Linked DNA regions of Homo sapiens: all the other regions are linked to region 6. A link is a loop called in an ENCODE intact Hi-C map of the cell type or tissue named here. Cell type or tissue: mammary epithelial cell. All regions are shown on one strand.

Evidence for each region. Peaks named below come from ENCODE experiments on the same cell type or tissue, not always from the same donor. Only the 100,000 strongest peaks of a DNase experiment are listed, where the experiment ranks them.
Region 1: it touches region 6 in a loop (5-fold over the local background); 5 of 110 quality-filtered maps call a loop at or near these places.
Region 2: it touches region 6 in a loop (8-fold over the local background); 61 of 110 quality-filtered maps call a loop at or near these places.
Region 3: a loop joins it to region 6, with 11 times the contacts of the local background. A loop is called at or near these places in 61 of 110 quality-filtered maps.
Region 4: it touches region 6 in a loop (15-fold over the local background); 83 of 110 quality-filtered maps call a loop at or near these places.
Region 5: a loop joins it to region 6, with 15 times the contacts of the local background. A loop is called at or near these places in 54 of 110 quality-filtered maps.
Region 7: a loop joins it to region 6, with 7 times the contacts of the local background. A loop is called at or near these places in 28 of 110 quality-filtered maps.

What each region holds. Positions count from the first base shown.
Region 1 is chr4:76,756,548-76,760,547 of GRCh38, forward strand. It overlaps SHROOM3 (shroom family member 3), which reads left to right. Exons shown (of 11, transcript NM_020859.4): 8 at 1-390; 9 at 2,998-3,148. The region is part of intron 1 of SHROOM3-AS1 (SHROOM3 antisense RNA 1); the gene reads right to left. Among named protein-coding and RNA genes, the nearest start is that of SHROOM3-AS1, 44 kb to the right of the region's middle. RefSeq lists a silencer at 2,517-2,586. In mammary epithelial cell, a CTCF peak has its summit at 1,953 (motif pointing left); a DNase peak (open chromatin) is centred at 1,944.
Region 2 is chr4:77,045,133-77,049,132 of GRCh38, forward strand. CCNI (cyclin I) reads right to left here. Exons shown (of 7, transcript NM_006835.3): 7 at 2,023-3,530. The coding sequence ends at 3,087. Among named protein-coding and RNA genes, the nearest start is that of CCNI, 29 kb to the right of the region's middle. In mammary epithelial cell, CTCF peaks have their summits at 524 (motif pointing right) and 2,091; no DNase peak of the experiment used is centred here.
Region 3 is chr4:77,050,636-77,054,635 of GRCh38, forward strand. The region is part of intron 6 of CCNI (cyclin I); the gene reads right to left. Among named protein-coding and RNA genes, the nearest start is that of CCNI, 23 kb to the right of the region's middle. In mammary epithelial cell, a CTCF peak has its summit at 1,836 (motif pointing right); no DNase peak of the experiment used is centred here; H3K27ac peaks cover 480 bases.
Region 4 is chr4:77,093,735-77,097,734 of GRCh38, forward strand. No RefSeq gene overlaps it. Among named protein-coding and RNA genes, the nearest start is that of CCNI, 20 kb to the left of the region's middle. In mammary epithelial cell, a CTCF peak has its summit at 1,799 (motif pointing right); a DNase peak (open chromatin) is centred at 1,807; H3K27ac peaks cover 1,587 bases.
Region 5 is chr4:76,509,434-76,513,433 of GRCh38, forward strand. All of the region lies in intron 1 of SHROOM3 (shroom family member 3), which reads left to right. Among named protein-coding and RNA genes, the nearest start is that of MIR4450, 62 kb to the right of the region's middle. In mammary epithelial cell, a CTCF peak has its summit at 1,819 (motif pointing right); no DNase peak of the experiment used is centred here.
Region 6 is chr4:77,202,278-77,206,277 of GRCh38, forward strand. No RefSeq gene overlaps it. Among named protein-coding and RNA genes, the nearest start is that of CCNG2, 47 kb to the left of the region's middle. In mammary epithelial cell, a CTCF peak has its summit at 1,519 (motif pointing left); DNase peaks (open chromatin) are centred at 404 and 1,484; H3K27ac peaks cover 1,481 bases.
Region 7 is chr4:76,428,856-76,432,855 of GRCh38, forward strand. No RefSeq gene overlaps it. Among named protein-coding and RNA genes, the nearest start is that of SHROOM3, 4.4 kb to the right of the region's middle. In mammary epithelial cell, a CTCF peak has its summit at 2,121 (motif pointing right); no DNase peak of the experiment used is centred here.

The DNA.
Region 1 (4,000 bases), 450 kb before region 6:
TTCTATCAAGGGTTCAGAGGCTGAGTCCACACCACCCTCCTTCATGAGCGTTCACGCCCAACTTGCTGGGTCTCTTGGTGGGCAGCCAGCACCCATCCAGACTCAAAGCCTCAGCCATGATCCAGTCAGTGGAACTCAGGGTTTAGAAAAGAAAGTCAGTCCTGATCCTCAGAAGAGTTCAGAAGACATCAGAACAGAGGCTTTGGCCAAGGAAATTGTCCACCAAGACAAATCTCTAGCAGACATTTTGGATCCAGACTCCAGGCTGAAGACAACAATGGACCTGATGGAAGGTTTGTTTCCCCGAGATGTGAACTTGCTGAAGGAAAACAGTGTAAAGAGGAAGGCCATACAGAGAACTGTCAGCTCTTCAGGATGTGAAGGCAAGAGGTAAGTCCCTGGTGATGTCCTCAGAGAGACTTACAATCACACTCCTTCCATGGGGATGATGATAAGTCTAGGACTAGTTGCCTGATGTTCTCCTACTGCCACAGCTCCTGAACCAAGAGTGACATTTTATCTCAGTCTTGGAGGAATGGCTCTGGCAGTGAGGATGTGGGACAGATATGCAACAACAAAGAAAGTAATAGTAATAATTATAATAATTGCCATTAGTACCCATTGTTAACGTTGTGTGTCAAACATTGTATTAATTTATTTATATCAACATTATTTAATTTTCACAAGAACTTTCTGAGGTGGCTACCAATTTTACCTCCATTTACAAATGAGGAAACTGAAGTACAGAGGAATTAAGACCATGCTCACCAAGGTCATTGAACATGTGAGTGATGGCACCTGGATTTGATCACAGCCCCATGACTGTGCCTGTCTCCAGCAATTACACAGTGCCCCCAGCTCAGCAAAGGTGTACTTGCCGGTTCTGTATCAGAGCTGCTCTGGCAGAGAGGCCCTCAGAGCTCGGTGCTGGGAAAGGAGCAAGTGGAAGTGGTGAGCGTGGCCAACGTCTTGCCAAGACTGAGAGGGGAAGGGCTTTGTAAGGAGGAGAGCCTAGAGAAATAGATTCGTGTACTACACTGACCCTTACCTCTGAGGCATTAAGGTGGGTGTTGGCGCAAATCCTGAAAATCAGGAAAGGTCTGAGTAGGAGCGCACTGTCTGGTTTGGCCCAGTCCGTGAGCCTCTGCTTCTGAAGCTCCTTGAGCCAGCCATGTAACACGTGTCCCAGTGTGCAGTCTGTGCTTTTCATTTCTCCTGGGTTACTGCAGTATTTTCTTGCATGTTTTATTTCCTTAAAAGACTACTATGAGAAAGACTGAGTAGCTTTCATTTTCTCTTAAATTTTCAGTGAAATCTTTGTGGATTGACAGTCTGGGACTCAGCAGTTAGTGGCTTCCAGACTAAATAAAAACAGAACATTTTATCCAAATTTGGGATTGCATTTTAAAAATTTCCAACTGATCCTAACTAAATTACTAACAGGAACACCACGTTTCATTTTATGGGGGAGAGAGAAAGGAAAGAGCTATGTGATACTTACAAGCTATTTGTCACATTGTCAGAGGCTCTTCTGATTCAAGGCCTTAACTGTCACCTTGTCCATTTCACTGCTTTTATTTTCAGATTTGGGAAACAGACTAATTGAGGTGAAGTGATTTATCCAGGGTCATGTCTTTAGCAAACACATACTGAGCACCTACAATGTGCAAGGCAATCCACTGGGTACTATGGGGACCCCAAAGATAAGATTTTTGTAGGTGTGCCAGTCAGTTCACCATGGGTGGTTGCAGTATGGTCATTCTGTTCTCTGACCACTGGCTGAAGGACCAAAGTAACATCCTTAGCAAAGTATTTCCTAGCATTACCACTGGAAATATATGTTTGCTCCGTCAGTTTAGAAGCAGAATGGTCATGGAGCTTTTGCAGCACTGAGACCTTCCTGGGGATTTAAAAAAAAAAAAAAAAAGGCATGCGCCATCTCCTGGTGGAAATAAGCATTGTCCTGTTGGGCATGAGATGGCCAGTAGCCATTGTGAGGGTTGGTCAGATGCCAGAGAATCCCATTTGTAATGCGGTGGACATATCTGAAAACAAAAACAAACAAAAATGTATCAGAAAATCTTTTCCCTGTCTTTCAATTAACTGGATTAAATGTGGTCATTGTTGCTTACTGGGACAGTTATCAAGCAGGAAACTAGTAAAGATGATTTTTTGTGTGTGTGGTTCCTAATTTCATAGTAAAATGATGGGCTAGATGTTAAATAATATCACAAGATTAAATAAAGTTCCTCTCCAAGAGAATCGTACTTCCATAGAGTCATTTATTCAGTGGGTAGGATATGAATTATAGGCTGAAAGGCAACTCAAATGTGGTAAAACAGAGAACTACTAGATAGCAGGTTTCTCAATTCTGAGTTTTTTCTTCAGCCTTAAAACATCCCTATTATATTATCAATGAGTAGATTTTATATCTTGTATTAGTTCACTGCGGACCAGCAAACTGCAGATTTCCCAGGATTATATGGGATAGCAGGCACACTTGAGAAGGAAAAATTTTGTGTGTTCAAGCAACAGTGCATAGTAGGCACTAGAAAGATTACATGTAACCAAAGGAGTATAGGAAATAATTGACCTAAAACCTGAGGTTTGTGCAGCACCTTGAAAATACTTTCACATTGATTGAGTCATGGTTCCACACTGCCTTTCTCTGAAATAAGGAGTCAGTGTCGTTCTTATATGAATCACAAAAGCAGAGAGGTTAAATGTCTTCTCCAGAGTCAGCTGGCGAGGCCATAGCCTTGACTCCCACTGTCATCCCTAATGCTGCTTTTGGTGGTTTTCCATCCCAAGTTTGCCTGGCTTCAACAGCCCTGTACATAGTAATCACTCATTAGTTAACAGTTACTAGTTTATCCTAATTTCTGGGAAAGAAATTAAATAGAATTGTTACGCACTTCTGAATGGACTGACATCTGCAGTGAAACAAAGCCTCTGGCGTGATCTGTGTGGCTATACTTTGTGCTCTTTTTGGCCCAGGAATGAAGACAAGGAAGCAGTGAGCATGTTGGTTAACTGCCCTGCCTACTACAGTGTGTCTGCTCCCAAGGCTGAGCTACTGAACAAAATCAAAGAGATGCCAGCAGAAGTGAATGAGGAAGAGGAACAGGCAGATGTCAATGAAAAGAAGGTAAATAAAGAATGGGATGCCCTTGTTCAGCTTTCCTCAGAAAAATTGACAAGGTCCATGTAATCAGCGTGGTGACTGGGCCTCTTGAGGCAGGTGGGGAAAGGACCTGTCACATCACCAGATTGCACCAAAATCATTAGACTTTGGATTTACATGGCACTTTAACTAATTTCCTCTTAGCTTTTCTGTGAGTAGGCAGGGCAGGTAAGCTACTGTACTTTTCGTTTTTACAAATAACAGAAGTGAAGCTTAGAGGGATTATTAGAAGTCTCATAGCCAGGACTTGAACCCAAGTCCCTAGCCTCCTAATCCAGCACCAGGACCCCGACACTGTTCTCAGCTGCTGGTTGGCCAGTGCCAACGGTGTGTGTAATTTTCTTGTTTCATAGTCAAAAGGAAAATTTTAAAATCTAGAAACTTTTTTTAGGGAAGGAGGCCAATTGTTAAATGACACTTCTGAGAAAAAGTAATATTAACCTTTATATCTTCCCCAGCCCTTTTTGAGGGACTTCAGCGAATAGCTTGAAAGTGCAGTGCTGGAATCTAGTTGTTAGCATTTGATACTCCTACAGAGATTTCAAATGTTAAGACACTTAAAAAATGACCGTGATGCTGCTGCTGTCTTCCCACATGCCATGGAGATCTAAACTGGGCTGTGTCTGCAGGGGAGAAAGTTCTCGCCTTCCACTTTCTCTATAGCACCAGAGGGGCTGCCTTCTGCTGTGCTTGCAGCTCTCTATGCAGCTCAGGCATGTGTGCTGCAAAGGAAAGCTTGCTTGCTTCTTGCTGAGCCTGGAAGGTAAGTGGTTTTCAGTGATCCTGATTCCAGGAGAAACTTTCTAGGGTGATTTT
Region 2 (4,000 bases), 160 kb before region 6:
AAAATTCAGGTTTGTAAAGAGCACAGAGGACACACACAAGTGGCTGACTCTAATAACACAGGAGAAAATACATAGTATTTCTTGGGGGCACAAACACCAGTGTCTTAATTCTCTCAAGAACATAGGTTCAGATTCTCTTCAACTTGGCTGAGTGAAGAGCTACATTCTACCTTCCTTCACAGCCAAAGGTAGCATCAGGAACATTTATGACAAACTGGTCATATTTGACCTTTTACTGACATTTGGGAGCATTCTGCGTTCCCAGCTTTCCCTTCTCCCTCCAAACTAATACATCGTCTATCTGTAGAGAAAACTTATAGTTCTCTATATAACTAACTTTATATTCATCTCGTAGAGAATGAAGAAGTAAAATATTTAGCTTCCAGTCTGATCTTCAAGGGCTAGAACATGTTTAGGTTTTTTTTTTTTTTTTTTTTTTTTTGGTTGAATGGAGGATTAGAGAATAACTACTATCCCCATCAAGTATATTCCCTTGCCTTTCCAGAGGCTTCACGGAGCGACAGGTTTTTTAACCACCAGGAGGCACAAGACAATTATGATGCAGAGTGCTCAAGTTTCTGGATCTTGAGTTTGTGATGTGATGCCAAAGTTTAACACAAGTAACTTGGGACAGGCTGAGAATAGTTTCAGGTAAAAGGAACTAATTGAACAGCAGGAACTTTTTTTTTTTTTTTTTTTTTTTGATAGTCTTCCTCTGTTGCCCAGGCTGGAGTGCAATGGCACGATCTCGGCTCACCGCCTCCTGGGTTCAAGCGATTCTCCTGCCTCAACATCCCGAGTAGCTGGGATTACACACCTGGTTAATTTTTGTATTTTTTAGTAGAGATGGGGTTTCAGCATGTTGGTCAGGCTGGTCTTGAACTCCTGACCTCGTGATCCGCCTGCCTCAGCCTCCCAAAGTGCTGGGATTACATGCGTGAGCCACCGCACCCGACCGGAACATTCTTAATGAAAAGTTCTACACTGTTCAAGAATACTAGGCTCTTTCTGTCACAAGCCACAGTTCTCTAAGGGCCCACAGTAAGTTGTGAGGAAGTGGGCTCAGTCCTCTGAAATGGTGGCCAAGGTTTAACAGTGCTTTTGAGGGCCAGGTCTCCAAAACTATCACTGAACTGAACGATGGGTTAAATAAGCTCTGAGGCATGAGGGCTAGCAGCCCACTATCCCACTTGATTCGGTGTCCCATGAGAAGAATGCTGTGTTCCAAACTAACTTACCAGCAATTTGTAAATGTTGAAAACCTTAAGACTGAAAAGTGAAAATCCTATTGTCCTCTAACATTCTGCTCAATTTGCAGCTACTGGACTACAAATGAAATACTGACTCTAAACTCAGTTTTATCCCTAGCTGTCTACATAACACAACTATGTCCTCATCTGTTAAATAGGAGGAAGTTTCATAGTATCTGTATCATTTTACAGATACTATGAACATATGCAGTTGTAAACTTCTTAGAGCTCCTACAATTCAGATGAATTAAACAGATGAAGATCAGGATGAGAAATTTTTAAAATGTCTATCTGTGAAGCCAATCCTTTGCTATCTTCCCTCCCACTCCCTTTACTGACATGTGAGTAAATGCTTCCCATTTAATTGGATTTTAAGGTCATAAAACAGGTAAGTCAACCCTACCACAAGAATTTTTTACAAATCAGATGATGACCTGAAAATACTCTTGTTCTGCTAAATCTGAACATTACAAAATGGCTAAAAATGACATTTTAAAGATAGGGGTCTGAGCCTACTCTCACAAGCAGTCACATTAAGATGTAAATTTACTATTTGGAGGATTCACAGTGCACCAGTGAAAAAATATCACGAAAGAAAAATTCTTATGTCTAAAACCTATATCCCTCGATCACATTCAGATCCTCTTCATGTTTTATTTTCAGTAAGTGTATTCTTGGTCTTTCTATTGTTTTCTCTAGTTGAAATAGCAGTGCCTAGCCAATCAGGAACCTGTACCTCTTCACAACCAGAAAAAAGTCACAAAAACAAAAGTTAAGGACAACTTTTTATTGCTACCAGAGGCTTTTATCATCAGTACACAGTTCTGACTGCAATACCTTTTTCAGACTGCAAAGGGAGCTCAGGATCCAGAAGTCATTAAAAGAAACATAAGGCTGGGGAGGCAGGGGGAGTAAGTTCTATTAGAAAATCCTAATAGCTTAACAAAACTAGGGTACTAAATTCAGTTATAACATGTTACAGACTTAAATCATAGAGCTGCCCCAACATCTAGACAGTCTCTCCTACTGATTATAAATGAGTGAAAACTATCAGTTAGAAAAATCTAATTTAAGTTGTTAATACATGTTTCTTTGGTGAGCACCTGGATATATTTATCACAAATTCTTTTATACAAATGTCGAAAATGCTTTCAACAAACCTAAGTGTCCTAATTACATGCCACTTTTAAGCATCACTTTAAGGTAAACAAAAATGAAAACCATAATTTTAAATTAAAATTTGAAATGAGACACAAAATCAACCTGGTAATATGAGAACTTTTTCTTTTGCCATCTCTGATTAATATGGGACAATTCCAAAGTACCCTTTTCAGACTAATTGGAACTTGAGTCATGGCTGTCACACTGAAATAATTTGTTCATTCAACTGCAGTGAAAATCAATATAGATCAACATGCATAAAGTTCAGTAACTATTAAATGGAGAAGCAAGCAAAAGCAACAGGAAAATTAAATCAGGATGCTGAGGGGGAACAGGATTGCTGGCCATGAATTTTAATTGAATTTTTGACGGGGCAAGCTACGTTACATTATGGCAGAAAAAAAGTGCAACTGACATACTACAAAGAGATTTTTTAAGTTTAAAAAAAGTTTGGATCTTTTGGATTTCTTTTTTTTTTTTTTGGTCTTTATGTGCTTAAATAACGCTGAATTATAATTAGCCACACAAATAATGAGAGTTTTATTTTTTTTTTCTGGCTCACTCCAAATCAGCCTGTTAAGGTATATTTCCTTCTACAGCCTTTCCTGATTTTGCATGTTCTCATTCCCAAAGTAGTCTACCTTAGTTTACACTCAAAGGTAGCACTTGTTGAAACTACATGACAGAAACAGGCTGCAAAGGTGGACAAGGGGAAGCATGTCCCTCTTGTCTTGATAAATCAGTGCCACACACAGAACCCACATTTTCTGAGACATTATCTTCATTATAGAGCCGTTTGATTCCATCATAGAAGTCATCCACTTCCATTTCCTCTACTTTGCGTTTAGTAGAGGTCTGCTTGCACCCACTGGCAGCTGGGAGATGATGGTAAAAGGCTGCTGTACCTCTGACTGGCACTTCTGGCTTGCTGTTGTCCTTGGAGAAGTCTGGGCCTGGGACAGAGGAGGGATGTAATCTGAACACTCCTTTGTCACAGGTCACCAGGGTGTGCTTGAGGGGACGGTAGACATAAACGGAATTCAGAGGCAGGGAAGACTGCAGAGTAGAAAGGTGATGTGCCACAAGCTCCCGACAATGGATCAACTGGGAGCTATCCATCTGGGCCAGGAAAAAAAAAAAGCCACACACAGTTGATCATTAATTAACATAGGCTGCTCTGTTATCTCTGGTGGCCATTTTTCCTCCCTGTGCTTTCCGTCCCCGCTGAGTCTTTTCTCTCCCCACATCTACCTCCAACTCATTTATTTATCCAGCTACCCATCCATCAACATCATCTTAGAAATTAGGTCCAAATCTGTATTTCTAATATAATTATCTTTGGAACTTGAGTTTTGTATTTGCAATGTATGCTGAACATTTACATGAGAACAGAAACTACTTTTTTGTATCCAACGTCTGTTTTTTTTTTTTTTTTTTTTTTTTTTCAGTCTATTCCCCCTGTCTGGAAGGCCCTTCATCCTACTCTCTTGGCCTCTTCTAATTTTTTTCAGTGGAGTCCAAAGTACTCATAAACACATTCATTAAAAATGTAAGAAGCCAAAGGGCAAAAAAAAAATTTTTTTTAATCA
Region 3 (4,000 bases), 150 kb before region 6:
TAACTAGTATTAGAATTTGTTCTCCCTCCCTTAAAAGAAAAAAAGTTAACATAACACTTAAGATAGTCCCTGAACTATCAAGCTTACATTTAGGCTAGGTCTTATTATATATCCCAGGGATGTAGAACAAGCTGAAACATGCTAAAAACATTGGAACAAAGCACAGAGAAAGGATGGAGCTTCTGCCAATATTTTAGGAAGCCTAAAAAAAAAAAAATGAAAGAAACTGGGAGTAAAAAAGGGGCTATAGTGTAGAAATTATTTCTAAAAAATAAGTACAGTCATCCCACAGTATCCATGGGGGATTAGTTCTAGGATCCCCCAAAAGATAACAAAACCCAACATGCTCAAGTCTCTTATATAAAATAATGTAGTATTTGCATATAACCCACTCGCATTGTCCTGTATACTTTAAATCATCCCTAGATTACTTATAATACCTAACAGAATGCCTACACATCACTTCATCTGTGTAGATTCAATGTAGTACTCAGCATGCCACAAATTCCAGGTTTTTTTGGAACTCTGTGAAATTTCTTCCTGAATATTTTCAATTCACGGTTGGTTGAATCCAGATGCCAAACCCATGGATATGGAGAGCCAACTGTACCTCGTTTAATGAAATGTTCTTTAGCAAATGAATGATATTTATTGGCCTAAAAAGGTAAAGGTACCACAAATATTCTAATGCCTTGGTCACTGGGCATAATAAATGCCATGGCAGAATCAATACTATGGCAGAATCCTAAAAAGACATGTATTTAAGTAAGAGGAAGACTATGTCACTATAATCTTTCTGTGTGAAAAAACGAAGTAAATAGAGTTATATTTTAGCGGTGGGAGACTGACAAGAAATGATAGAGCTAAAAGACCTTAGAAATTATTCAAAACAAAACCATCCATATGAACTCCACTTCCACCCAAGTCCCAAGTAAGTCTTTTCTCCAAAATAACATCAAAATAAATTCCTTCTAATCTAGTACAATCTGAATTTGTTCTATAAGACACCAAAATAATTTGTTCCTTCTTGAGATCCAGTGGAAGAAACAAAACAAGCACATATACTGGAACTACCAAAACTCTCGACACCAGACAAGTACTCTAATGGAGTTGATAAAAAGGACTTAAATGAACTCTAATTATAAGGTGTCAAGAGAATATGTATTATTTTTTATAACAATAAATGACATAAATGGTAGGTCCAGATGGATCCAGGTTTGATGAACAGCATGAAGCACTGAGGAACCTGCTGGAATAGTCTGACCACAGCCACCTTCAAAAAGAACCAGGAGACTGGTGGGGAGGGGTCTGTTTTTTTGTTTTTTTTTTTTTAAATTTGCTTCTTTTTACTTTTAGATGGTACATGTGCAGGTTTATTAACTAGATATATATTGCATGATGCTGAGGTTTGGAGTACAAGTGATCCTGTCAACCAGGTAGTGAGCACAGTACCCAACAGTTTTTCAACCCTTGCTCCCCTCCCTCCCTCCCCCTTCTAGTAGTCCCCAGTTTCTACTGTTGCCATCTTTATGTCCGCGTGTACCCAACGTTTAGCTCCCACTTGTGAGAACGTGTGGTATTTGGTTTTCTGTTCCTGCGTTAATTCACTCAGGATAATGGCCTCCAGCTGCATCCATGTTGCTGCAAAGGACATGATTTTGTTCTGTTTTATGGCTGCACCTACTCTAGTTTTAAACTAGAACATGTACTTTGACTACTGCCCAGCTAGGAACTACAAAGACCACCACACTAATCTAGGTAGAGTTAACAGCCTGAGTTTATAAGGCTAAGGAGAGAAAGAGGTTTAGCCATCCCAGAATGGTGACCAACAGGTGGCGCAAGAGCTTAAGGGGGTGTAGTGGGAGGTTAACAGGGACAAAAGGAAGATTGCCTTTCAAACCTGGGAACACTCACCATACTTTGTCTCAAAGTGGGGGCTCAGGCAGAACTAGTGAGAGTGGCCTCCTCACAGCACGGTATGTCTGTGATGGACTCTCCTCAAACCAAGACACTGGGAATCATGTCGCAAATAATTTTGGCATGATCTCATCAATCTGATGCAAGACTTTCCTATATTAAAACCAGAAAACTAGGAAGAAATCTGATATTGTGGCCTTGTCACACGTCTAAACACAAAGATATTAGACCTGGTGTTCCCTACCTGAACACAGCAAACTTAGCAAAAACAGAAATGAGTCCTAAAGAACTAGGAGCCATCCATGTTTGGACCACATGGGTTGGTGTTAGAGAACTGCTAGAACAAGTCCCAAAAGTCTCTACCAAGATTTATGACCTTCCTTTTCTTCACTAACTTCCCCACTGCAATTATATACTACATGGGGCATATCTCTTAAAAAGAAAAAAAATTCACTGTATTTCCAGTTTTCAAACTACGTCCAAAGACTACCTACATAATATAATCTAAACCTACACTACATAGGTAGATTTCTAGCTATGGAAGGGAAAACGCTATGTTGAGTGGAGATCTGCCCTTAAACACAAGTATAGCTCCGTTCTTCTATTCTATATTCTGGGATTGTGTGTGTACAAGATTTTCTTTGGGGAAGGGGGACTGGGAAAGGGTTCCACTTCTAAAACAAATTATGAAAACCACTGAACTAGAATTTTTAAGGTTTGTGTGGTATGAAAAAAAGCATTGGTTCTTTTAAATCACTACTAAGTAGCTCTACACGGCTCTAAGAAAGTCTCCAGTTCCCTACACCAGAGCTATAAAATAAAGGAGGTGAATGAAATAACTTCTCCAAAGATTCTGTCAAATCCCAGGTTTGCAATACTCCTTCAGCTAAGAAGAAAAAAAAGTTTCAGTGAATACTCTCTTCCTCTAGCACCAGAAAACTTACAAAAGAGTATCAGATTTTCCAGTGTTTTTCACTAGGAAAACATGATCTCAAAGCTACAGAATACACATGCTATTTACAACATTATTATTTATGCTTCAAAATCTGTCCTCTGACACTAACACTTTAAAGCAATCTTTTTCTGTACTATCTTGAGAGTAAGCACAGAGAATAAGTCAGAAGGCATTTAGAGAGATGTCATTTGTTCCAATAAAAATAATGTAATGTAGGAGGTTTTCTATTAAGCCTATTCCTCTACTTCACAGTCTAATGTGAGTGATTAATATTCAACTTTTCTTTCTAACACTCCAGGGTGAGCAAAGTAAATTTTCTGTGTCATATTATTCATTTAAATGGTGGTTTATCATAATTTCTAAAAATTCTAAGTAGCAACTACCTCCTAGGATTTATTCTCATTACAGCATTTAATTATTTTAATCTAAGACAATTAAGATATCCCTTCAAAACAAAAAACAGCCCATGTTACACTACATAGGTAGATCTCTAGCTAACATACTGCTCTGATCATCAACCTTTTTATGAAAAGACTGAGCTCCCCTCTGCTCACAAACTAGAGCCTAAAATTCTTGGAAGCACTGACATACTTGTTTAAAAAAAAAATTATTTTTTTGCCTGGTTCATTTTCTTCAGACATACTTCTTAAAATGTTTGCTATAAGATCAATTATAACTTTCTTAGAAAAACACCAAATTCAACTATTATGTTTTTCTTTTATAATAATCTAAATTTTTAGCTCAATAACTGCAGTTCTTTGCTACAATTAGTTTATTGCAAAATGTTAAGCTTAGAATTTCACAATCTTCTAAGTAAAATCCAATAAAACAAATCAGAATAACTACTGTTAAATAAGAATAAATAGCCATATAAAGGGAAAGTAGGTTCATGAGTCTTTTATGGATTCAGGTGGCAGGAAAATGGTCTGCAGCAGATCTAAACTCGGTAAGTTCTATTTGGTGACATGAATAGAACCAGTAAGCCTTCTCTCAAAGTAGTTGCTAACATACAGCACTCTCACCAACTTTCCATTTGAATGAGAATTTTCTCCACTGAACCTTTACATTTTACTTAGGTAGTTGATAATTTATCAACCTATACATTTTATAATAATCTGTAGATACAAG
Region 4 (4,000 bases), 110 kb before region 6:
AATTAATCATATTCCCAAATCCACTACTCTAAAGTATGAGATAATTTCTATTCCAGAATCTTTTTGTTTTTGTTTTTAAGACAGAGTTTTGCTCAGTTCCCCAGGCTGGAGTGCAATGGTGTGATCTCCACTCACTGCAACCTCTGCCTCCTGGGTTCGAGTGATTCTCATGCCTTAGCCTCCCGAGCAGCTGGGACTACAGATGTGAGCTTTTTTTTTGTATTTTTAGTAGAGATGGGGTTTTGCCCATGTTGCGCAGGCTGGTCTCAAACTCCTAGCCTCAAGTGATCTGCCTGCCTCAGCCTCCCAAAGTGCTGAGATGATTATAGGCATGAGCCGCCACCCTCAGCCTGTTCTATTCCAGAATCTGAAGTGTCTTCTGAACACTTGAGGATAAGGTAAGGTAAAGACAAAAACATAATGGTGGAGAAATATGGTGAGAGGAACCAATCTTTATGGGGCAGAAACTTCAATATTCTATGAGATCTTTCCCTCCTCCCCAAATATCAAATATTCTCCATCATGCCTCTTAGAGAGGGCTCCCGGTCAATTTTTGTAGGTTCACTGAAACTTGGCCTCTTGACCACTATCAGGAATTTACAATATACAGGCCAGGTGTGGTGGCTCATGCCTATAATCACAACACTTTGGGAGGCCAAGGTGGGTGGATCACTTGAGGTCAGGAGTTCGAGGCCAACATGGCAAAACTTTGTCTCTACTAAAGATACAAAAAATAGTTGGGTGTGGTGGTGTGCACCTGTAATCCCAGCTACTTGGGAGGCTGAGACAGGAGGTGGAGATTGTAGTGAGCTGAGATTGTGCCACTGCAATCCAGCCTGGGTGATAGAGCGAGACTCCATACCCCACCCCCGCCAAAAAAAAGAATTTACAATATACATATAAATAGGCAATAAATATTAAAAGGCTGATATGAATGCCAAGTCAGTTTTTTTTCACCCAGAGAATTGCTGAGTAGAACATAGACCAGATTTCATTTGACAGCTACTCCCACGTGCATTATAATACACACATCATATTCCTTACTGTAGAAAGTTACAGTTAAGGTTATAAGAACTGGATCTTGTCCATATGAAAAAAGAAAGACTATGTTAGTAATAGTATTGCTTTTATATTTATGTATAGTATATTGTTACTTGCCTTTGCCTTTAAATATATTACTATTTTGTCTCTTAAAATTGTTCAAAAACCCAGGTAGTTATTCACCAAGTTCTCGTTAGTCACCGAATTAAAATTGCATTTATAATAATGAGAATGTCAAATAGTATATACTGATTTTATAAGTTTGATATACATTTTAAACAAAAGAGCCAAGATAAAATGTAATTTTCTAAACCGATAAGGCCAGGATACTTTATCATAATGTTAAAATTATCCCTAATGTTAGGAGTTAAAGGCTAACATTAGGAAATCTTTTCAAAAGATTTTTTTGAGTAGAGGGGCTTTTTTTTGTATTGAGTCAACCAATTTACATTAAACAATTCAGTAAAGTTTACAGTAATCAATACACAGTATATCCTCATATTCCACAGCAGCTTCAGAGTAGTAGTACGACAATAGGAGTTTCTGGCTCTGAGCCCCCACCTGTGTAAATACTGGCACCCCAGTTCTCCAATCTTCCCAGCACTCAAGATTCCTCTTTCTCTTGGCAGGTCCCAAAAGAGTCAACTTGATCTTTTTGACAGCCATTAAGAGAACTCTATCTCTTTGTTCCGTGCCTGGTCACTTTGGCACAGCTGTCTTGCTGACACTCTTCAGATATGTGCTGACCTTGGCATGCCACTAGGGGGCCGCTGCCTCATAGTATATACTTACCAATCATCACACTCCCCCATTGCTGATGCTCGATTGAGTCCTTTCAGGTCAGTGTCTCTGTTGTTCTAGGTAATGGGGGAGTGGAATGAAGTGGGATCCTGTCTCTGCTGGTGTTACAATCCTTTAATGGGTTTCTAAAGAGGGTCACCTTGCTTTACATTTTTATGGAGAGCTCAGTGTTAAATTTTATGTGGACACATTTTCTTGCAGTTCTTAGCTCTTATGCTCCCGTCAACTTCCGTGGTACTGGGTCAGGTAACATTTGATGTGACATGACTTCAACAACCCCTGAAAGGAGCTGGACACTTTAACTCAAAACTATTCAGGGTGAGTTCCCTGCCCACTTCAGGTCATCCCAGAGAAACCAAGCTGATCAAGAAACCAGGAGATAATGTTACAAACACACTACTCACTACTGTGGGTTCCAAGGCATTCTCCTCTTTCTCACTTTCTTTCCCTTTCCTCTCTCTCATCCTACTCCAATTTGCTCTACTTTCTAGACTGCAGCAAAGGCCCTTTGTTACATGTAACTTTTACTTTTTAAGAGAGAAATTTACTTTCTGTCAACAAAGAAGTATAAATATAAAATTCTATTAAATAAATAATGAAGAGTCTTCATTTAATACGGTTAGTTAGGAAAGAGATAAGGGAAAAGCATTGTGCCTGAAGACAATATTTGAAATTAGTCTTTATTACTTGGTTGTCTAAGTTTGCTTTTTCCTGTCAGAAACAGTTTTTTATTTAGTTAGATCCACCAACTTGTTTCTTCAGCATTAACTGGGTTTTAATTATCTGCTTCTTACAAACATTCAATTGCCTTTTTCTCAAGCTTCTTTTCTGGGTAGGCCCCACAGAGAAGCAGCAGGGAGGAATTATATCCCAGGATGAAGCATCCTCACCAGTGCAACATCATTCTGTGTTGTATTTGCCAATAACTTGATGACATTAGGCCTTTTGAGTAGAGTCCCCATTTCTTTTTCTTCCAGACATTAGATATTTTTCAAAGTGAATTTTAAGTACCTTTTTTAAGATCTAGACTGCAATAAATTTTTCTGCAATTAAACACAACATAATACAGTATGTGGTTCAGACTGATGCTAGTATCAGTTGATTTTGCAAGCCCCATTTACTAGTAAAAGCTGGAGTTGTGTGACCCCATCTTATTCAATAAACAAGTATCCAAATATTTATTGAGCACCAACTCAATATAGGGCCTTGGACTGAATTAAAGTAGCAAGCTGACCACAAAACCAGGAGATAATGTTACAAACACAGCATTCCTATTGTGCAGTGGTCACAATTTTAAGGTAAAATTGGGGACAGCTATAAAAATATTTTGTGTAACAGAATGAAAAATTTCTTGCCAGGCAGGGTGGCTCATGACTGTAATCTCAGCACTTTGGGAGGCCAAGGTGGGTGAATCACCTGAGATCAGGAGTTCAAGACCAGCCTGGCCAACATGGTGAAACCCCGTCTCTACCAAAAATACAAAAATTAGCCGGGCGTGGTGGTGTGCACCTGTAGTCCCAGCTACTCGGGAGGCTGAGGCAGAAGAATCCCTTGAACCCAGGAGGCAGAGGTTGCAGTGAGTTGAGATTGTGCTACTTGCACTCCAGCCTGGGAGACAGAGTGAGACTCCATCTCAAAAAAAAAATAATTGAAAATTTCTGCATATGTCTGGATTGAAATTACCCATGAAGTCATATAGGACTTAATTCAGAGGACATTTTTTATCTATTCCAATGTTGGGTTAGGTTTGTGCCTTAATACTCTTCAGGATTTAACTACACCAGATGCGAAGGAAGTAAATGCCCAAACCTCATAGCCAAGTTTACCATTTTCCAGTATTTTGATGTGAAATTATTCTGACATAGTAGAGTCAAATGCCTCCTACTGTTTTTCTGATAGCTCTGCTATTGACTGGATGTGTGTGTCCCCCAAAATTCATATGTTGAAGCCTAATCCCCAGTGTGATGGTATTTGGAGGTGGGAATTTTAGGAGGTACTTAGGTCAAGAGGATAGAGTCCTTGTGAATGGGGTTAGTGCTCTTACAAGAAAAGATGTGAGAGAGATGATCTCTCAGCCATGTGAACATATGGCAAAAGGCACCTGTCTACAAGCCAAGAAAAGACCCTCACCAGATATCTGCTGGTGCTTTGATCTTGA
Region 5 (4,000 bases), 690 kb before region 6:
GCATAGACTTTGGGGGCGTCCAGGTCAGGACCTTGCCCTCCAATTATGATCCCCACAACCATTCATTTTGTGTTCTTGGCCAGGAAACTTCATTTTCTTGATCATCTGGCCTGTTGCTGCCACTCATGAATATCCTCTACAGCACAACTTGGTTGAAGGTGGAGTTGGTTCCTCTGGCCAGAAACATGTACCGCTTGACCAACAGCTTTAGATCAATTTCCTGGCTCTTGAGTTTCTGGCACTGGGTTCCTTGTGGCAGGTGTGGACTCCCATGATGGTGCCTCCTACTCAGCCATGTCCAAAAAAGTGAGCACTCTCAGACTCTTTAAATACTTTATTTGGAATTTTTGGACATTTACCCAATTTTTACCTAATTTTTTCCATATAGAATTACACATATTCAGAAGTGAGCTAAGAGTCTTTTTCTTATTGGATCATTTAGGTTACCTTAGGTCTGAAATTCTCAGATATGTATTGCTCTCATCTACTAGATCCTTGAAATTTGCCAAAATTTAAATTATTTTTGGCAAAATTGAGCAAATATGAACACTTCCAATGTCAGTGAGGAAGTGTTAAAGTGAGTACTTCCATATACTATTGGTGGGACTGTGAAATGGTGCGGGCACTCTGAAAATAAGTTTGCCAATACCAAAATCCTCAGTTAAGATTGTAATTTTAGACCCCGTACTTTTCCTTCTATAAATCTATCATTAAAATACTGAGATCCAGACCAAGATTTATATATAAGACCTCCTCAGTATTATTTTATAGTACAAACGTGTTGAAATCAATTTCAATGTGCCATAAAAATATTTATCTATGCATTAAAAAAGGCTGAAAGGAAATATATCAAATTGTAATAATGTTATCTCTGAAGAATGGGATGAGGTAAAGTCAGTATAATCAGTAATAAAAAATGGGGGCAAGAGCACAGATTGTACTAGTTACAGACTTGAGTTTGAGTTCTCTCTCTGCCAGATGTAGCTGAATGACTTTGGGCAAGTTACTTAACCTCTCTAAGCCTCAATTTCCTTAAATATAAGATGGTGGTAATAATAGTTGTTGCCTTATAGGGTTACTGAAAGAATTGAGTGAGATATACACAAAGTGCTTAGCACAGCAGTTGATCCACAGTGAGTGCTAAGTGTTAGCTCTCGTTGTCATTGGTCACCTGGCCTTGTCATATACAACTGCACAATCCCCTGGAAATGTTTCCACTGAATGAGACACCTATGGATTTGGACAGACTGGCTTTTTCTGCCATGTACTTCAATGGCCTTAGTTGTTGAGGACTCGATATGTGCATGTGATGTGAGTGTAATTGACCAGAGAGGTAGTGTGGCACAGGGGAAAGAACAAGGAGACTTTGGTCCCAATCTAGGTCTTGGTTCCCTCATCAGTGAAGTGAAGGGAGCTGGACTAGAGAATTTCTAAGATCTCTTCTGGCTCTAAAATGTTCATTTCTCACCAGGCACGGTGGCTCACACCTGTAATCCCAGCACTTTGGGAGGCCGAGGCAGGTGGATCACCTGAGGTCAGGAGTTCAAGACCAGCCTGGCCAACATGGTGAAACCCCGCCTGTACTAAAAATACAAAAAATTAGCCAAGTGTGGTGGTTGGCGCCTGTAATCTCAGCTACTCGGGAGGCTGAGGCAGGAGAATCGCTTGAACCTGGGAGGTGGAGGTTGCAGTGAGCCAAGATCACGCCACTGCACTCCAGCCTGGGCAACAAGAGGGAAACTCCATCTCAAAAATAATAATAATAATAATAATAATGCCACAGCAATTGTGAATTTAGACTTTTGTCTCCTAAACACAAGGTGGCAGCAAAAGACTAGGCTCTTGGCTGCCATTTGCCAAAACCAGTAGGATAAGATGGTATTATTTAATTTACACTATGTTATAAAGTAAAAGATCTAGGTGGCTTAAGATCACTACCTGCTCTTAGTGGTTTCTATGAGGCCCAGGTTTAATGTCCCTAGAATTATGCTTTTATCGCTATAATCGGAATTCCCCTACTCTCAATATATCCACTGAAGTCACCACTCAACAACACCTCTGCCTACAATTTCTCCAAGGCTTTTTCTATCACTTCTACTGCTTCTTGGAAAAATACCCTTCAAGTTTTCACCTGTGATGAGCAGGGGTCTTGCTGGCAGAATGGCAGCTATGTGCTTTACAAGATAAAAACAACTTCTGTCTTCCAGGATCGGGGAGGATTTGCAGTATGGGGGCTTGGTAGTGCTCTCTCAGGGAAAAAATTTCAAATAAAACACCCATGTGTTGCCAGTCTATTCAAATATGTTCCAATTATAAACAATAGTAGGAAATCTCGATGATCTGTGGGTTGGGTTTCTGTGTTCCTTGGTTGGAGCTGATCACTCCTGGCCAGGTGGGGCTGGAAAAGGATGGTGAGAAAGTGGGAGACAGACCATGAAGTGAGATGGGAAACCCCATTGCAGAAACGGAGTGAGGGGCCTGTCCTCAGAATCTAAAGAAGGTTGTTCTGAAGATCCCTAGGGAAGAGGCCAGGGGCCTAGTTGAGACACAGGTGAGGTGACCCTCAGGAGAATATTTTCAACCTGAGGTCCGAGGGAGTGGGCCTGAGGCCTAAATAGAAAGATCCTCTTTCTTCAGGGACCTTGGGGATTTCCAGGCAGAAGTTGACCTAAGAGAGGCAGTGGGAGTAGAATGGAAGGGCTAAAAAGATAGGGCCAAAGGTCAAGTTAAAGGATTGACATGTAGACTAGAAGGAAATTGACACAAGTACCAGGAAGAAGTTGTTTAATGGTTCTGATAGATGCCACATGACTTAAGCAACTGGAAACTGACCTTGCAACCCCTACAATGGCATTGGGCTCATACCCTGAGATTCCAAAGCAGAGGGGATCTCCAGAGGAGAGGAAGGAGGGCAGGTTATAAACAGAGCCTTTTTTTTTCAGAGAGGATCCTCTTCCTTCTTTTATTTCCTTCCTGCTAAGTGGTAAGAGCAGAAAATCATTAAGGAAAGCAGCAGAAGAAACTGGCAGATCTGGAATGTGGGCCATTTTCTCACCACAATGTGGGCTTCTTCACTTCCGCAGGATTCTACCTGCTTTAGGGGTCACACCCTCTGCAGGGTGCTTGGGGATCGAGGGACAAGGAGGGAAAATGTTTTAACCTTTAAACTGGTGGCCTTTTTGGTGGTTACTATCTAAATTACCTCCAAAATGATTGGGGGTGGGAAGGGGAAAGAAAACCTAACCTGGACCTAAGGGACTTGTGGTAGGGATCGGATACTGCAATGAGCGTGGAATCATACATTTCTCTTTCAACTTGATGAGGTGCTCCCACGGAGGGACAGTTAGCAGAAAATTTGGTAAAGGCCTTATCACAGACCAGAGATATGACCAACTGGGGTGAGCTTTAAGGAGGAACTAGGGTAGAAAATGGTTAATGTTTTGCTGAAATACAGGGAAGAAACAAGGTGGATTGGATCATAACCAACTTCTTTCACAATGTCATAAAAGTACCCAAACTGTGGAGTGCACCCACATCTACATGAGCAAGTCTTGTGAATTGCTTTGATGCTTGCACCGTGCCATCTCAGGCCTGCCATGGTGCTAAGTCACCCTCCACAGATGCAGGGCTTCCAGCTTCCACCTGAGAGCAGGAGCAGTAGGTTAACTTTGTGTCAAAGACTCATCCTTCCTTTCCTTTGACTTCAAAGGTCCCTTGGTGGAACTTTCTACTGTCGGGTCTTTCATGATTCCCTATCAGAGGTTTTACATGTATGCTTTCGACTCTGAAAGGGAGACAATGCCAGCTAAACACAAGGAAAGCTGTTCAGGCTGAGTGTGGGAGAAGGGGAAGCTGGTTGCTGATTCTAATTCTGATGTTTGAGGGGAAAATAATATGTTTTTTTTTTTGAGACAGAGTCTTGCTCTGTTACCCATGCCAGCATGATATTGGCTCACTGCAACCTCTGCCTCCCAGGTTTAAGTGATTCTCATGCCTCAGC
Region 6 (4,000 bases):
TCCTGTTAACAGTAAAAATCTAGACTAGCGTAACAATACTTGTCTGATTAGTGAGGCAATTAGTATGTCACCTGACAAACCAGAACTGATAGAAATCTTATTTGGAGGTGTTACCATAATCAGTTTCTATTTAACCTGACATACCTGAGAAAGCATTTATGGGCCGGATCTGCCAGGAATATGACATCTCAACTACTCTGTCCTTGGTGGTTATCACCTATATGATAATCTGAAGCTAAACCTGCACAAGGTCTTCCTTATACAAAGTGTATTGGGACCTGAACCCCAGGTTTGGGTCCACAGCCAGATAACTAGTTCTGCAAGAAGAGGTGTTAGTATGGTTGTGAAAACACCTTCCCCATCCCCTGACTCACCTTCCTGTCAACTGCTTCCTACTGGAATTCCTCATGAATAGGTGGTTAACACCTTGTACTTTGTCCTAAACAACCCAGTTTTGTCTCACTCACCCCGTCTTCCTCTCCAGCTTGTTCAAGTCTCTTGTTCAAGTCATTCCACTTCAGGCCTGTTAAGACTACTTCTCTTGACACAAATCTCCAACCCACAGACTTTCTCATTCCAGCTGTTGCCTTTATTGACTTTATTTCCTTGTTATAGTATCTTTCATTTATTTAACCCCATGGCTTTTTTTCTGGTAAATCTCAACCCTTCGTGAATCCCAAATGTCTTAGTCCTAATACTAGAAAGATAAGGCTTGGCTGAGTTAGACTATGGTAGAACCATGTCTCTAAACTTATCACTGACTTCTGATGTATCTTTCCAACTCCCAAATTTCGCAGAGGGGAGAGAAGCTAGAAAAACAGGGTTGTTGGGCAATCTTGGTAAACTTGGGCCCTTCTAAACATGTAGCTTTTGTTTTATTCTTGTAACAAGTTTTTCCTTGCTTTCAGGTTATAAACGAGTGAGTAAAACATGAGATAATGTCCAGAACTCAGTGTAGCAGGAGTTGATTGATTTGCTCTGGTCTCATATGCTCACCAATTCCTCCACATTAAACCCACCAAATTAAGTAGCTGCCCTACTCTAAAATGGTTCCACCTACTGACTCCTTGTTCCTTTCTGAAATAGTCCTGGTGTCTCTGATTGCTAGAGGCTAAGTCCTGTGACTGTGTCCCTAGCAGCAGCAGGGACTCTGGGAGAGAGCCCTTGGGATAATGGGTCTCGATGGGAGAAACCCCTCAAACTGGGGTCATGAGGCCTTCCAATGTGACAAAGTTCCACAACTATGCTGAACTGGTCCTAAGAAAAGCTTACATGACTGCATGTCTAACCAGCATAGCAGATAGCCATGGCTCACCTGTGCTCTTGAAGACAGTATGAAATTGAGACCAAGTAGCTTACTCTACTCGACTCTGAGTAAATGTTTCAACGGTGTCTATGCTGCTGTGGTAAAGCATTCACTCCAAACGGGGAGCATCCTTACGTCCAGCTCACTTTTCAAGAGTTAGCAAAGTCATGGCTTTGCAACTCAGTCAAGCTTTTATGGTTACTAAGCGCCCCCTGTTGATGGCAGTTTAAAACTGGTTGTGCCCCATGCTTCAAAGTGGCAAGACCCCGTGTGTCTAATTCCTGAAACAGTCCAAGGCTCCAAACATGAGGGCAGGCCCCGTTAGGTCCTCTCTGGCAGCTTTTGCTTCACCCTTGCTTCATTGTTTGGGCCTCTTGCCTCTTCTCCTAAGATGGCTTCTAGGGTTGGCATTATCAACACAATCCCTCCATTCCTTCCACACAAGGCTAATTGCTTTGTTCTCATTTGCTCAAGGTATATGAGAATAAACATAGCTGCAAATCTTGAGCTGGTTTTGAGAAACCTGTTTCCCTAAACACCTTCTTGTGCTTGGATGGAAGGCTTAGGACCTTAGCCTAGTGCCTAGAAATGGCTGATCTTCTAGTGAGTTAATAGGTCTCAACTACAGTTAAAGTTAAAATGACCCCGACTAGCTTTTGAGACTACCTAAAGGACCCATTTGGTTCTGATCTGCCATGGACCAATACTTTGTAAAACACAATAAATAGAAAATGCCAAATTTTGTTAAACCCACACCCTAGCAAACAAAGGGGAAGAAATACATGGTTCGTTGGAAGAACATACAGGTGACAGGTGACGACTACAAATGTACAATGATAGTTATCTAGAGGTAACTGAGGTACATGTTAATGTTCTTGTACAGAATGACTATTGTGCATATAGTGCTTAATGTACTGAGTTCTTCATGTGACAAATAAGCTTGTTTAACCTACTGAATCTAGGTTGGAGTGATAGCAATGCTACTCAGAGGAAAACAACCAAAAGGCTTTGTTTTAATAGCTTTCACAGCAGAGGCCAATCTCACATCCCTCAGAAGTATGTTGACCAGAACAGAAGAATTTAAAGCTATTGTAGCAGAATTGGGGTATATTTAACTTTTAAAATGAAGTAATGCTTTATTTTAAACTCATCTCTAATCCTTCATCACCATCTAGTTACAATGGCTTATCTTAGAAGGCTACAGTTATCTTCCTGAAAAGCAAATGGATTCCAGATGTGAATTTTTCCTATACATAAATCTTTTGATGGAAAGCAAAATCCAATGTTCTAATTCAAAAGGTATGTCTTGTAGATGTGCAATATCAACTACTGATTTATACCATGTGAAGTTATGTAACTTCTATTTTTGAAACACTTAAGTTATCTAGTCTCTGCTTTTCTCTATCTCTTCAATATTACCCAAGGGAAAAGAACCTGGATGGGTTAATGAGACTAGGAACAACTCATGGCACATATGTAGTTAACCCTTCTAGAGAGAACTGCCCTCATGAGTTTTATGGTACTTGTTTTACTTCATGAATGTATATGGAAGGATTGCTCACTGAGTGGGCTTACGTTACTCAATGGTAGAAGACTTGCTCAGCCTAGTTCGGGGGCCCACTTCCAGCTTTGGTCCTCTGATTCAGTGAAACAAAGCTTGTCTGATCTTGATTTCAGGTGTAGTTCCCAATTACTTTCAGAACCCCATGGGGAAAGTGAGGTGAATGGTACCTCAGACACTTAAGCCCTGAATTTCTATGGCAGTCTTGCTGTGGCACACTACCTGCATATTGCTGATGGCCTCATATCCAGGGCTCCACACTGGCATGTAAAAGGTACAGGCCAGTCTGAGGGTCTTCAAAGGCTTTCTAGGTTCCCTGAAAGTGTGGCATTAGGAGCAACAGGATCAGACTCCCCCCGCCCCCAGCCGCCCCCTCCTCCCCTACCCCGCCACGGAGAGGAGTACCACTATCAGGGCAAGACAAACGTGGAACTCGGCCAGGTCCTGCTCCGTATGGAAGTGAGTGTCTTGGGCAGTGGGGTCTCAGAAGCTGTTTGATAGAATCTCTAGGTAAGCCTCTCCTCCCACACATGCTAGTTTGGCACACAATGGTCCTGACTTCCTGAGACAGATGAGTGTCTATAATTTTGGTCTAATGAGAAGGTCCTGGGACATTAAGCATCTTCAGGTTTCACAGTGAGAATTGCAGATGGTGTTCACAGCTTTCCCATACAATACTGAAGTCATTTGTCTAGATGTACTGAGTCCAAACTAGGGATTGCTTGAAGGAAAGACTTTCTCTAAGGTCTTCATTTCGTTTGGTGGGAATGTCAGATTGGGTGGGTTACACTAAGGGAAGAAATGAACTGCTTCTAGCAATACCTCTGTGGTGAAGTCTGGGGAGGAGAAATTAGAGTGGCAAGATAACAGATAGTTGGAAGTCTCTCACTGCTTTCCCGGAAGAAGTAGCAAACATTTTGAGGGGTGAGAGGAACTTCCCAGCACAGGGTTAGAGGAGCTCTTAAACACAGGTAAATTTCAGGAAGCTTTGTGAATTTGACTATGGGGCTGTGGCTGGATTCTTGCTCAGCTCCAATCTTAAATAGAAGGCAACCCTTTACCAGTAGGATCTAGGGAATTTTGGCCAACTTTGTCAATTCTGACCCTGAGCATAATTTTGGGGGGGGTTTCCA
Region 7 (4,000 bases), 770 kb before region 6:
TAAGTTTGCGGATATAATTCTAGCAGTTTTTAAATAATAATCTACTACAGTGACTTCTATAACAGTTGTGACTTCTGTCAGGGATCTAATATCAAGTATGTGCCATCAGATATTATTATTATTTGGATCTTTATGCATCTGGCAGTTTTCTGACTTTTCACTACAACCATGCTTACCATGATTAAGTGATGAATAATGATCTAATTAATCATAGTGTCATGTTTTACATTTCTTTACCTTTTATAAGCACTTTTTAAACTTACTGTGGTAAAATATACATAGGATAAAATTTATCTTTTTAACTATTTTCAATCGTACAATTCCATGGCATTCACATAGGCATATTGTTATGTAACCATTACCACCATCCATCTCCAGAACTTTTTCATTTTTCCAGACTGAAGCTCTGTACCCATTAAACAGTAACTCCTTATTCCCTCGTCTCTCATCCCCTGAAAGCACCATACTACTTTCGCTTTCTGTCAGTTTGACTACTCTAGGTATCTCATATAAATGGAATCATACAATATTTGTCCTTTTGTGTCTGGCTTATTTAACATAGTGTCTTCAGGGTTCATCTATGTTGCAGCATATATCAGAATTTCATTCATTTTTTTAAATAAAAAAGGATTTAGATCACAGATTTCATTCATTTTTAAGTCTGGAAAGTATTTCATTGCATGTATATTCTACATTTGGGCTACCTATTCATTTGTCCATGAAGTCCTTCAGTTGTTTAAAAACTAATTTTATTGAGCTATAATTTCCATTCAATAAACTGTATACATTTAAAGTGTACCATGTGATGAGTTTCGGCATACATATATGCACCTGTGAAACTACTGCTTCAAGCAAGACATGGAGCATTTAGATCATTCCCAAATAATTTGAGTTGATTGTGTTTTGATAGTTCTGCCACCAACTTATGATATTTGGTGAAGCAAATGCTGTAAATTGCATATTCAGCATCTATCCCCACTTCCTCCTTTCTCAAGAACCCCAGTGTTGAACACAACATTCTACAGAGCCCTGTGCTTCAGGGGAAGTTCTAGTAGGTAGATCTTGATTAGTTTAAATCTAATCTTTGTGCTTTCATTCCTCTTCCAAGTGACTGTTTTCAGAGGAAGCATTTGATCTACTTCATGGCATTGAGAAATGAGGGAAGATCAGCTGGGAAAGTTTTCCTCAATCTTTCTTTTCTTTTCTTTTCTTTTTTCTTTGAGACAGAGTCTCACTCTGTCACCCAGGCTTGAGTGCAGTGGCGCCATCTCCCTCACTGCAACCTCTGCCTCCCAGGTTCAAGCGATTCTTCTGCTTCAGCCTCTCGAGTAGCTGGGACTACAGGCATGCACCACCCCACCCGGCTAATATTTTTTGTATTTTTAGTAGAGACAGGTTTTCACCATGTTGGCCAGGCTGGTCTCAAACTCCTGACTTCAGGAGTCACCCACTTCAGCCTCCCAAAGTGCTGAGATTACAAGTGTGAACCACCGTGCCCGGTGTTTTTTCGTTTTGTTTTGTTTTAAATCAGCTGACATCATGCTTTGATCCCCAATCTTAAGGAGACACATGAAGACATGATTCTTTTTGCCTGTGAAAGGCTGCCTAGAGAGATTGCACAAACTTTAAAATAAGATTGATTTTTGTCTATTTAGGATTGTTCTGAGGCCTTCTAAGAAAGACTAAATAAACTTCCAACTTATAATTTAACAATTTATTAGGCCGGGCGCGGTGGCTCACGCCTGTAATCCTAGCACTTTGGGAGGCCGAGGCGGGTGGATTGCCTGAGCTGAGGAGGTCAAGACCAGCCTGGTCTGGTCTCAATCAAAAAGCTTGAGAATTGCCAGACTGGGTGAAACCCCGTCTCTACTAAAATACAAAAAAAAAGTAGTCAGGTGTGGCAGTGTGTGCCTGTAATCCCAGCTACTCGAGAGGCTGTGACAGGAGAATCACTTGAACCCGGGAGGCAGAGGTTGCAGTGAGCCGAGCCGAGATCGCCATTGCACTCCAGCCTGGGTGACAAAGTGAGACTCTGTCTCAAAAAAAAAAAAAACCCTATTTATTGTCTACAGTTAATTTACTTTACCGATTAGTGAGCCAGAATAGCCAGTAGATGTCGCTCTGATTTCATTTTCAGAGATAACCTACTGACTTTTCAATCTCTTAAATATTCCATCTAGAAGCATTTTTAAAAATCCAATAAGTTGACAATCACATTAAAAGTTTTAGCAAAAAATAAAGAGAAAAACATTAGGGCATACTAAGAAAAATTAAAATCAAGAAATGGGAATTTTCAAAAGATCAACTTAATTTTTCCTTCAGTGCTGTTAACAAATACAATGATGTGTGATTGCTAAAAAGTCAAAACAGTGATTAGGAAGATGACATTTAACAGACTGTTTGGTGTAGGGATGCTAAACAAGTGGTAGAGTCAATATGACTGATATATTTTTCTGTTCTGGGGCCATATTCACAATGACAGCAATATGAGCTCAATAACTCACAGTGGGAATTTTTCGTATAGAGACAGAAAATAAAGTTGTAAGCTACATTGGATCTATTTGTCATGAAGGGAAGAATCTGATCAAGAAAGCAGGAGTAATTCTAAGTTAGAGGCAGAAGGAAGGAGAGAAGTAATAGACAGAAAAACACAATGTGAAGCTTCATTTTTGGTACTGTGCTAAGCTTCTCTAAACTTTCTCCCAAACCAGGAAAAACCACGAAGGGGTTTCCTTGTGTATTACTCTGAACTCTTTCAGTTGCAAGAAGCAGAAACTCAACCCCCGCTGGTTTAAGGAAAAAATAAACAGGTACCTATGGGGTCATAAAACTGGTAATTGTAGGAGTGGGGTGGCTTTAGGCCTGGCTGCATCTGCTTATGGTGGCCTAAAGCCACCCCACTCCTACAATTACCAGTTTTATGATCCCATAGGAACTTGGAAAGTTAAGGGTCTTCAGGGTCAAAACTGCTTTTGTAATAATACTAAGACATTGTGTACCTTTTCCACTTGCTCTCTCAAAAATGTATAGGGGAATCTTCCAGTGGCTATATGCCATGTGATATTGAACAAATTGAATACAGAAGCAGATGGTAGAATCCAACCATCTTCTACTAACCTGGCCATTAAAGAGAGTTGCAAATATGTGAAACAGTGCCACTCTTCTTGGTAATATTTTTTGTTTGAGACAATGTAATTATTTTTCATAAAAATATTAATATGTTACTTTAACATATAAAGATTTATTATTTTTAAATGAATTAATACATAAGTATTTTAAAATGTTCTTTTCTATTTTCTAATATAGTAAATATTGATCAATACAAAACACATAAAATTTATCTGGAGTCTTCAATAATTTTTAAGCATGTAAGGGTTCCTGAAACCAAAAAGCTTGAGAATTGCCAGCTTCAGTAAGGTACAATTGGGCACAAGGCTCAATGGTATCACCAGAACTGTCTCCCCCTTATCATAGACTGCTTTTCTCAGAGCTGGTTTCCTTCTCAGGCGTGTGATATCAAAGATGACTTCCAGCTGGGGCGTGGCAGCTCACACTTGTAATCTCAGCACATTGGGAGGCTGAGGCGGAAGGATCACTTGAGCCCAGGAGTTTGAGATCAGCCTGGGCAACAGAGTGAGACCCTGTCTGTACAAAACAATTTTTAAAACTGGCCAGGCATGGTGACATGCACCTGTAGTCTCAGCTACTTGCGAGGCTGAGGTGGGAGCACTGCTTGAGCCTGGGAGATTGAGGCTACAGTAGGCCGCCATCACACCCTGCATTCCAGCCTGGGCGACAAAGCTAGACTCTGTCTCAATTAAAAAAAAAATAAAAAATAAAAAAAGACTTCCAGCAACTCAAAAATTTTATCTACCAACCTAGCAAACCATAGGAGAAAATGCCATTTTTTGACAGCACTAGTAAAATTTCTAGTTATAACATTGGTCACACTTAAGTCTCATGCCCATCCACATATCAATCATTTGAGCCAGGGGTTGGT